Linked DNA regions of Homo sapiens: region 2 is linked to region 1. Evidence: read pairs that join two places in POLR2A ChIA-PET (ENCODE). Cell type or tissue: A673. All regions are shown on one strand.

Region 1 (5,000 bases):
AGGAATCTTAGGAAAATGTTTATTGAATAAATTTTATGAGCCAGGCAAGTATAGCTTGCACATGAGGCAAGTCACTTTAGGTGGAGAAGAGGGTCAGTGAAATTAGATAGTATATTGTCAAAATGGTTCAAAATTTTTGTTGTATATTGTAAAGTTTTATTAGGAAATAACTTTAAAAATCCAAAGTACTATCACTGTTGCTGCTATTGTTCTTTTTCATTTTGTTTGAGGGTTGGTCATTTGGTGGTAAATTTTGGTTTGACAGGTATTGAGGACTTGGGGAAAAGTTAATGAAGTAATTCAGAAAAGAATGCATTGAACCAATGTTCAATGTGCTAATGATTTTTTTGCTGTTTCCAGAAGTAATCAGAATTTCATTTTAATGATGGTTGAATCCAATTTTTCTCAATATTAATTAAGTTTTGGTTGAAGCATTTACAAAAAATAAAGAATAAACTTCAGAAAATAAAAAATTATAAAATATTATACACTAAAAAAACATTAAATATTTTCTTATTTAAGATTTTGATATTTCATTTGGTTTATCTTATCTACTTCTTATTCCTTTCAGAACTTTTCAATAGCTTTTGAAATTTTTAAAAGGTTAAAACTTTTTAGATTTTATTCCCAAATTATTCAAGCCTAAATGTTACATTTTAATGATGAAAATACATATTAAATTATATTTAAATAGTGAATTGAATAAAATTAATACTGGTGTACAATTAATTTTATAATCCTAAATTTAAAAATATTTTTGTAATTAAAATTTAAATTATATAAATATAAAATTTAAATTTAAAAATTACCCTAGTCATATTGAATTTAAAGTTATTTTTATTTTAAATTAAATATTAATTTTTTTAAATTCAGAAGCATTTGAAAGAAATTACCAGAAAAATCCTATCACATAAGACGTTGCTAACCTTTGGAAGCCATGAAAGTCAGTCTGAATAATTCCACTTGGTAGCAGTTTGCACAAATAGCCAACATCAAAAGGTTTACTCAGTCAATGATAAGAAAAGAAAGTTCATATTATCAGAAAGAATTATTATATCCCCCTATATGATTGCAATCATAAATTTGAAGTATATTAAATATAAATGCAAAATTTTAAAGAAAGAATTAAATGGTTTGAAATGCCAATAATTCTTAGGCTAAAAACTAAAGATTGCCCAGGTCAGGGGATCACTCGAAGTCAGGAGTTTGAGACAAGCCTGGCCAATATGGTGAAACCTCGTCTGTAATAAAAACACACAAAAAAAACATTACCTTGGTGTGGTGGTGCATGCTTGTAATCCCAGCTACTTGGATGGCTGAGGTGGAAGGATTGTTTGAACTCGGGAAGCGGAGGTTGCAGTAAGCCAAGACTGTGCCACTGCACTGCAACAGAATGAGACTCCATCTCAAAAAAAAAAAAAAAAAAGATTGACAAAACAAAAAGTGAAATAGAAGTTTAGAAACATACCAGCTCAATCTTAAAATGTAAAATAAAAAAGCAGAAAAATACATGCCAACATTTTTGTTACTGTGATAAAATATACTTTTATAAAACATTTACTATTGAATATTCCTAGTAAAATTCTTATAGGTTCATTTTTAAAATATTAAACTTTTGGTGAAATAGTTATTTGGGAAATTAATCATTTGATGAATCAACTTTCAGCTGTTTCTAGTGAATTGACTCACAGCTAAATAATAATCACCTAAACCAAAGTTATGAGATTAAAATCTCATGGAAAAGAACAAAAAGTTGTGAGATATGAATACCAATTAAAAAAATAGAGTCAGAGACAGTTAAACCATTTGCCAAAGTCTCCCAGCTAGTTAGTATCCAAACTAGCACAGAGTTCAAGTGAACAGATTTGTCTTCTGGTGTCTTTTCAGCTTTGTAACCCTTGTTACAGGAAACAAAGAGGTGGAACAATATAATAACTATCTTTGTTCATTTTGTGAAAAATTATTACACGATGCCTCCAGTGCTACTCAGTGACAGTGGTTATCTCTGGATATGGAAGAACAGATTATTTCTGTTTTCTTCTTTGTGTGTGTGTGTGTGCCTTTTTTTGTATTTCATAATTATTTTCAATTTATATGCTTTTATTACCTTGAGAAAAATCAGTACAATTTATTATGTTTAATGTGGAAAAGTACTTGGAATAGTAACCTATAGTAACATATACTTAGTTCATTGATTTGTTAAATTTACATTATAATAAATAACTTATTTGCTTGATGGGAATATGTTTTTGTCAATTTACACAGTCTGTGGTTCCAAAGATACTTTAAGTAGCAGAGTATTGTTGTTTTATTATGTCTAAGTATTACCCAAACAAGATGTATCAGTGAGAATAAGCAAAGCTCATACTGATATAAGTAACCTCCAAATCTCAGAAAGTTTATATTTCTTCCTCAAATAAATACAATGTATGAATATACATGGATGTGTGTGTTTGTGTGTTGCCAGGGCTAGGATGGCTCTATTCCATATTACCCACTGATGAACAAGAGAAGAAAAAAGATAGAGAATTGAGAATGGGCTTTTTGGTCAGAAAGTAAGTTTATTTTTGCTCACTTTTCATAAGTCATAAAAATTACATGGCTCACCTCATGGCAAGAAAAATGATCAGTGTAGCCTTTTCAGGTTCAGGAAAGAAAAGAAAGTGGACTATTGATGAATGGTAGTAATGCATACGAGATAAGACATTTTTCTTTTTTCCTCAGTTATAAGGGTTTTCTAAAGCTTGATGCCATCTTGGAAAATTACTCTTCCCCTGTACTTTCAATCTAGTGGCTCTGGTTTACCCCAGAAGCTTAAAAAAAAAAAAAAAAAAAAGGACATTCCTTTGACATCTATCAAACTCTGAGGATTAGGGGAGGACAAATGAGAGATAATGTATGTAAAGCACTTTGACTAGCTCAGCAGGAAGGAGCTATCTACATTCAAGGCACTATTAAAAAATATGCTGATGAAACAACCTCTAGAAAGATGAAGCAAAAGAGAAAAGAAACAATTGTCAGCCCCCTTCTGCCTCCCTCAATTTCCCAAGGACCAAAAACAGCAAGACTTTCCAACATTGTCATCTCATGTTAATCCATTTTCAGCGGTTCCATGACTTTAGCCGCTCTGGCCAATACTAGTGTATCAATAGTATCGCAATGGCCAACTAAAAGACTCTCTACAGAGCAAGTTTGACTCTATCTCTGGAATCCTTAAAACATTAACAAGGATATTGTCTGTCTCTGTAACTTTAAAAGTCATTATGATTAGCATCTCCTGTGTTTAATCAGTGTCCACTCTGCTGTTGACTGGCTAGATTTGCATATAAAATGCCTTATGCAGATAGCTAGGTCCTCTCCTTGTGTTTAAGGAAAATGAGCTGTTGGAGAGTAAAAACTAACCCCTAATTTGAAGAGGCAAGATAATGCAAATGAAGGGAGATGCAAATCTGGCAGTTTGTGTCAATGTAAATAAATCCCTTAATAAATACTTCTTATAAGAAAGGGGAAAAAAATAACAGCAACAACAAAAATCTGCTACCTGGGAAGGGCTGCATGCTTTAGTAAGTGCTCATGACTTCATGAAAGGCTCCTTCTCTTACATTGGTATTATTTTCTCTTCCCATGTTTTCTTAAACAGAGGAAATGACATGGGCCTTCATTTAGAAAATTTTACAGTTCTTTAGGACGTATTTTTAAAATCTGTAATTGAAAGGATTCTAGTAGATGATATTAACGTCCTTCAATTACTTTTGTGTATATATGTGATATGGTTTGGATTTGTGCCCCCACCTAAATCTCACGTCCAGATGTAATCCCCAATGTTGGAGGAGGGACTTGGTGGGAGATAAGTGGATTATGGGAGAAGATTTCCCCCTTGCTGTTCTCATGATAGAAGTGGGCATTCTTGAGAACTACTTGTTTTAAAGTGTGTGGCACCTCCCCCTTTATTCTCTTCTCCCCCTGCTCTGGCCATGTAAGACGCCCCACTTTCCTCTATGCCTTCTGCCATGATTGTAACTTTCCTGAGGCCTCACCAGCCATGCTTCCTGTATAGCCTGTGGTACTGTGAGCCAATTAAAACGTTTTTCTTTATAAGTTACCCAGTCTTAGGTAGATCTTTATAGCAATGTGAGAACAGACTAATATAAGATTACAACAGGAAAAGCACAGCAATATCTCCAAAACCAATGTTGTGTGCTTTGATCACTTTTGTAATGTTCTGTCAAATTTCGAATCCAAATTTATGCTTCAGAATAAGCTACTTGTCTTGTTTAGATTGGGTTGATACAGCCCTGCATAAGTTATGTGGTTACATTTAAGGATTGTGTTGCAGTACCAAGAAACCTGTCTTTCTGTCCTTGTGACTCTCTGGAACACAAATAAACAAAGTTTTAATAAGTAGATTCTTGAGACTAATTAAGTGCTCTCCAACTGTCAAGCTGAATATCAGTGGGACTTGAGAAAGGAGCATTTCTACTCATGCTACAAAAAAAAAAAAGCCTTTCCGAACACAATTTATATAAACATGAAATGTTGGGTCTCAGAACATGATACCCCAAAACATGGCACCTTGACAATTGAGAAAAACTGCAAAAGTGAGGTCAGTCTCACTTTCCCTCACCTTTGTCTGTGAAGCATGGTCATAAAGGAATTCTCTGACTTACCTCACCTGAAGTAGGTCATGAGATGCTCATTCTGGAGGGCTCCTGATCTATATTCAGAGGAAAGGAATGCCATACAGAGAGGCTAAGAATAATCTGAACAAACAGGTCTTGCTGAGTTCCCTTTCATTTATTACCATTAATTAGGTCATATCTCTTTTTATCCAATTATATGTCTACATGACAATCCATTTTTAAAGAAACCTAAGCATAAAAATACACTATTTGCCACAGGTCTTTGGGTCTTCAATTCTGAAGGCTCTGTGTCACATAAAACTTTGATTGATAAATTTGTTATGCTTTTCTCTTGTTAATATGTCTTTTTTTAATAGGGAT
Region 2 (5,000 bases), 410 kb after region 1:
AATGCAAAAGATTAGTTTTAGGTAAAAAAGCTGGAGATTATAGAACTTTTAGTGTTTTGTATGATGCATGTGTCACACAAAAGACATGCATGTCATGTACAAGTCACACATGATACATTAATTTATAACTACAGGACACATACACGTCACTTGCTTGTCACACATGACACACACGTGATATGAGGAGCACACTCAACAAATGACATCTATGGCACATACATGTCACATGCATCACACATATCGCACACACGGCATATGTATGGTGCATACATGTCACATGTCATACATGACGTTTATAGAGTGCACAAAACACATAACATGTCACATGATACACATGACGTGAAATTCATAATACACATGACTACATAACACGAAACGTACATGTCAGCCATAGTACATATGACACTTCACATATGACATAACACATGCATATGACACATATATAACATGTCGCATACGACACGCGTGACACATGCCTGTCACATATATGACGCATGTCATGTGTGGCATATGTGGTACATATGACACATTTCACGTCCCATGACACATGCACATCACACACTTGTCACGACACACATGATGCGTATATGTCAGGCATAACTCATTTATGACAAATACATGTCACATAAGGCACATGACAAATACATACCATAAACTCGCACATGACACATGCATGTGGCAGGCATGCATGTAACATGTAACACATACAGGTCACACACATACATGGCACACATGGACGTCACATGCATGTCATACATGGCACATTTATGTCACATGTATGACACAAAGTGTCACATAACACACATGACCAAATAGAACAAACATATGCCCATATCACATATGTATGACACACGTCACAGATGTGTGACACGTGCAACACATACACGTCACACACCTGGACACGTGAAACATTCATATCACATCCGTGTCACCTAGGACACATGAAACATCACAAAAGACACATGTGACACACATACCACCTATATGTCACCCATGACCAATTCATGTCACATATAACACACATGTTACATAGGTCGAATGCATGATGTATATACGACACATGACACATGTCATATATAACACATATGGAACAGAATGTCCCGCATTCCTGTTACGTGACATATGACATGCTTCACATACAACATAAAGGAAACAACACAATGGTGTGACATATGTATCATATATAACACATGTTGGATATGCATGTCACACACGACACATGCACAACACATGACACATGCGTGACACATGTACGACACATGAAAGACACGTGCACGTCACATGCATGACACATGCACGACACATGCATGACATATGCCACATATGACACATGACAAACAAGTGACACATACACTTCACATGCATGACATTTCCTACAGATTACAAAGGACACATGTGACACATACAGGTTTCCTGCAAGTTACATATTGCACATACATGACACATGCATGTCACATGTCGCACATAACATGCATTAGCGTGTGATACATGCATGTCGCATGTCACACATGACAAACGCCAGAGATATATGGTACACATATGCCATATATGACACTTATACATAACACCTACATGGAAAACGCCATATATGACAGCTACATGGCACGTGTATGCAGGATATGGCACGTATGACACATGCATATTACATACATGTGACAGATGACACATACATGTCATGTACATGTTACATATGACACACTACACATTATAAGACACACAGGACACGTCACACGTGACACACGTAAGTCACATATGGCACTTGCATGTTATGACACATGTAACATACATACCACATTCGTGCCACATCCGTGACACAGATGACAGGGACATGAAATATAACTCTCATTTGACACAAGTCACATATGACACATGCAAACGTCACATACACGTCGCACATGGCATGCATATTTACATAGAAACTAACGTCTTACGAACGACTTGTATGTGACATACATGTCACACACATGTCACACACAACACGTATGTCGCGTGTATAACACAACACACGTTCCATACGACGCGTGTCGCCTATGACACATATGACACACATTTGTCATGTATGACCCATATGATCCCTGTATGACACACCACATGCATGCCGCATGTCATATTTCACACCTATGTCACGTGACTCATGTCTTATACATGTCGCATAAGATGCATATTTGACACATGTCACATATTTGGCATATGAAACGACATACATTTCATATGCTGTATGACTAATGCATGTCACACATGGCATATGACAAATATATGCCACATATGACATACATCTATATGTCATTGTGGCTTATTTGTATCATAAGTGATATATATGTGTCGTGTGTGATATATGTCGTATTTTTGTCTTGTCATATATTATTTCACAGATTACCCATATGTCTATATGACACATATATGTCACATATGACACATATGTAAAATATATTTTTTCCTTCTACCCAATGCCAAGTTCAAGACAGGCACGTTTTCTCAGCATCTTCTTTTGTGAATCAGTGGACCTCTTTGGGTTCCTACTTTTATGGAGTGGTTCACTTTTAGTGGTCAAGTTGACACTCCACTTTGAATCAGCATTGTTTCATTTCTTGTTCTTATGCTTTAGGCTTATATTAGACAAAGCTGAAATATTCAATGTTACAATCAGGTTTGAAACTCAGTTACCTCCCTGGTGTCTAATTTTCACTTCATTTGGAGGAAAACAAAGTTTTAAAGTTTTTATGTAATACTTTAGGTCTTGTCTTTTTAATTCAGGAGGGTCACCATGTTATTATTTAGGAAAATGAGATTACATTTGACAATAGACCAATCTAATTTTTTCTTAATGTAGACATCTGGGCTATATGCAAAGTTGCTGTCTTAATTTGTCAATTAGAAAGAAATCCCTTTGAGACAGCCAAGTGACAGAGGGTCCCTGGAGAAATTCTAACCAGCCTCTCCACTGAGGTGAAGCCTCGGGAAGTTCGCCAGGTTTGCAGCATTGAGGAGCCTGGCCCCTCCCCTTCCTGTGTGGAACTTGGGATTCGAACGGCAGGCGGGAAGTGCTCTAGCAGGGGAGTCTGACCTTGTGAGGGAATACCTGTGTCCCCCCTTTTTTCCCCTTTTTACCCAATAAAACCCTGCCTTACTCACCCTTTAAATCATCTGCGAGCCTGAATTTTCATGGCCGTGGGACGGACAAGAACTTTATCTTCAGCTGAACTAAGAAAAAGTCCTGCAACATTTTTGGCGCGCAATGTGGGGGCACCAGAAGCGGTGAGTGAAATGGAGACTCAAAACCTCTCACTGTTGCTTGACCTTTTCCTTCCTTTTTTGGGACCAACTGGTGAGCAGTGTCTCCCCTCCACCCCCAACTCCCTGCCGGAATGGGAGGCACGGCTCAAGGATCCCGGGGCAGCTGGCTGGCATTTTCCGCCATGAACGGCTGGAGCCTTCCCCTTCCCCGCCAAGAGATTCAGCTCCATCAGCCAGTAATCAAACTTTTCTCCCTGGTGGAGAAACCACTTGCATAAGAATAAGAGGTTCTTCCCCAGGATTTTTTTTTTTTTTTTTTTGAGACTGAGTCTCGTTCCGTCGCCCAGGCTGGAGTGCAGTGGCGCGATCTTGGCTCACAGCAAGCTCCGCCTCCCGGGTTCACGCCATTCTCCTGCCTCAGCCTCCCAAGTAGCTGGGACTACAGGCACTCGCCACCACGGCTGGCTAATTTTTTTTCTGTATTTTTAGTAGAGACGGGGTTTCACCGTGTTAGCCGGGATGGTCTTGATCTCCTGACCTCGTGATCCGCCTGCCTCGGCCTCCCTAAGTGCTGGGATTACAGGCGTGGGCCACCGCACCGGGACTTCCCTAGGCATTTTTAAACTGTTTATTTTCTTTCCCTTTCTGTACCCAATCAGCAAGTTAAGTTTTAAAGTTTTTTTTTTCTTTTAGAAGATGTTTTGCTAGGCCAGGCACCCCCCGCCCCCCGCCGCCGCCCCCTCCCGCCCGCAACAACCATCACTGTTTATATTTTCTGCAAAGTTTTGGTTGTGAAATTAAGCCTCCATCTTGCTTTATATCCTGCGGGCCATGGCCGGTAACCACTTGGCAAAGCTTTGTTTGGCAAGCCTGCCATAGGGGATGAGCCCTTTCTGGTTTGACATCTGCATGTTTTCCTAGAGCTGTCTCTTAAAGGGCCCCACCCAGCGACTAGGTTTTCTTCTACCTGTATGTGTACTGTGTGTGATGTGTGTAAGAAGAGCTCTGATTAATTTGGCTTAAAGAAAGACAAGTCCTTTGATCAAGTATTTTGTAAGGGAAGTGAAAAGCTATGGTACCTTTCAGCTCACGTGATTTTAATCTTTAAGAAATAAAAACAGTCCTAAAGACTATTAGTAAAATGTATGTCAGGTGCAAGGTATGCTAAGTGTTTTGAGGTTACAAGCTGCTTTTTGGGTTTTGAGAACTATTTGACTTGCTGGCTTCACAATTGGTAAGGCCTGGGAACATATGGAATTAACCACACCCTTAACTAAGAAGGCCAATCTTGGCTTTAGTTAGCACGCAATTAAAGCAACTTACCAAGTTTTACCTTACAGTTAAAAATTGCTAGGCTACTAGAAATAGATTTACATCCAAGGTGTGTAAAAACAGTAAAATGTGTTTTTTAGTAAAGATTATAAGAAGGCATGGAATGTAAACTTTTGCCTAGGGTTAAAGGATTGTTTTGTGTTAAATTAGGAAAGCTGAAGGTTCAAAGAAGTGGTGGAAGAATTGTGGAATTAATCTTTTAGAAGAGGTTCTCTGTGTGAACATAGTGACGAAATTCAAAAACAGGGTATTATACGGTTTTCTGTAAATTGAGCATTGAAATAAAAGCATAACAAGATTTTCCTAAGGCATTAATCTGCTCTTTGGCAATATTTGTAAAGGTTTATAAAGGTTTTTGCTTCTTTAAAACTTCTGCATCATCATTTGGGCAAAATGAGTAACTTATGGTAATCTTGAATTCTGTTTTGTAATAT

Evidence for each region. ChIA-PET counts read pairs that join two places held together with the same protein. Peaks named below come from ENCODE experiments on the same cell type or tissue, not always from the same donor. Only the 100,000 strongest peaks of a DNase experiment are listed, where the experiment ranks them.
Region 2: POLR2A ChIA-PET joins it to region 1 with 10 read pairs; 2 of 35 experiments call an interaction of 5 or more read pairs at or near these places.

The regions. Positions count from the first base shown.
Region 1 is chr18:40,210,596-40,215,595 of GRCh38, reverse strand. No RefSeq gene overlaps it. Among named protein-coding and RNA genes, the nearest start is that of LINC01477, 150 kb to the right of the region's middle. In A673, no CTCF peak of the experiment used is centred here; a DNase peak (open chromatin) is centred at 2,885.
Region 2 is chr18:39,798,324-39,803,323 of GRCh38, reverse strand. No RefSeq gene overlaps it. Among named protein-coding and RNA genes, the nearest start is that of LINC01902, 41 kb to the left of the region's middle. In A673, no CTCF peak of the experiment used is centred here; DNase peaks (open chromatin) are centred at 2,993 and 3,443; H3K4me3 peaks cover 2,223 bases; H3K27ac peaks cover 1,035 bases.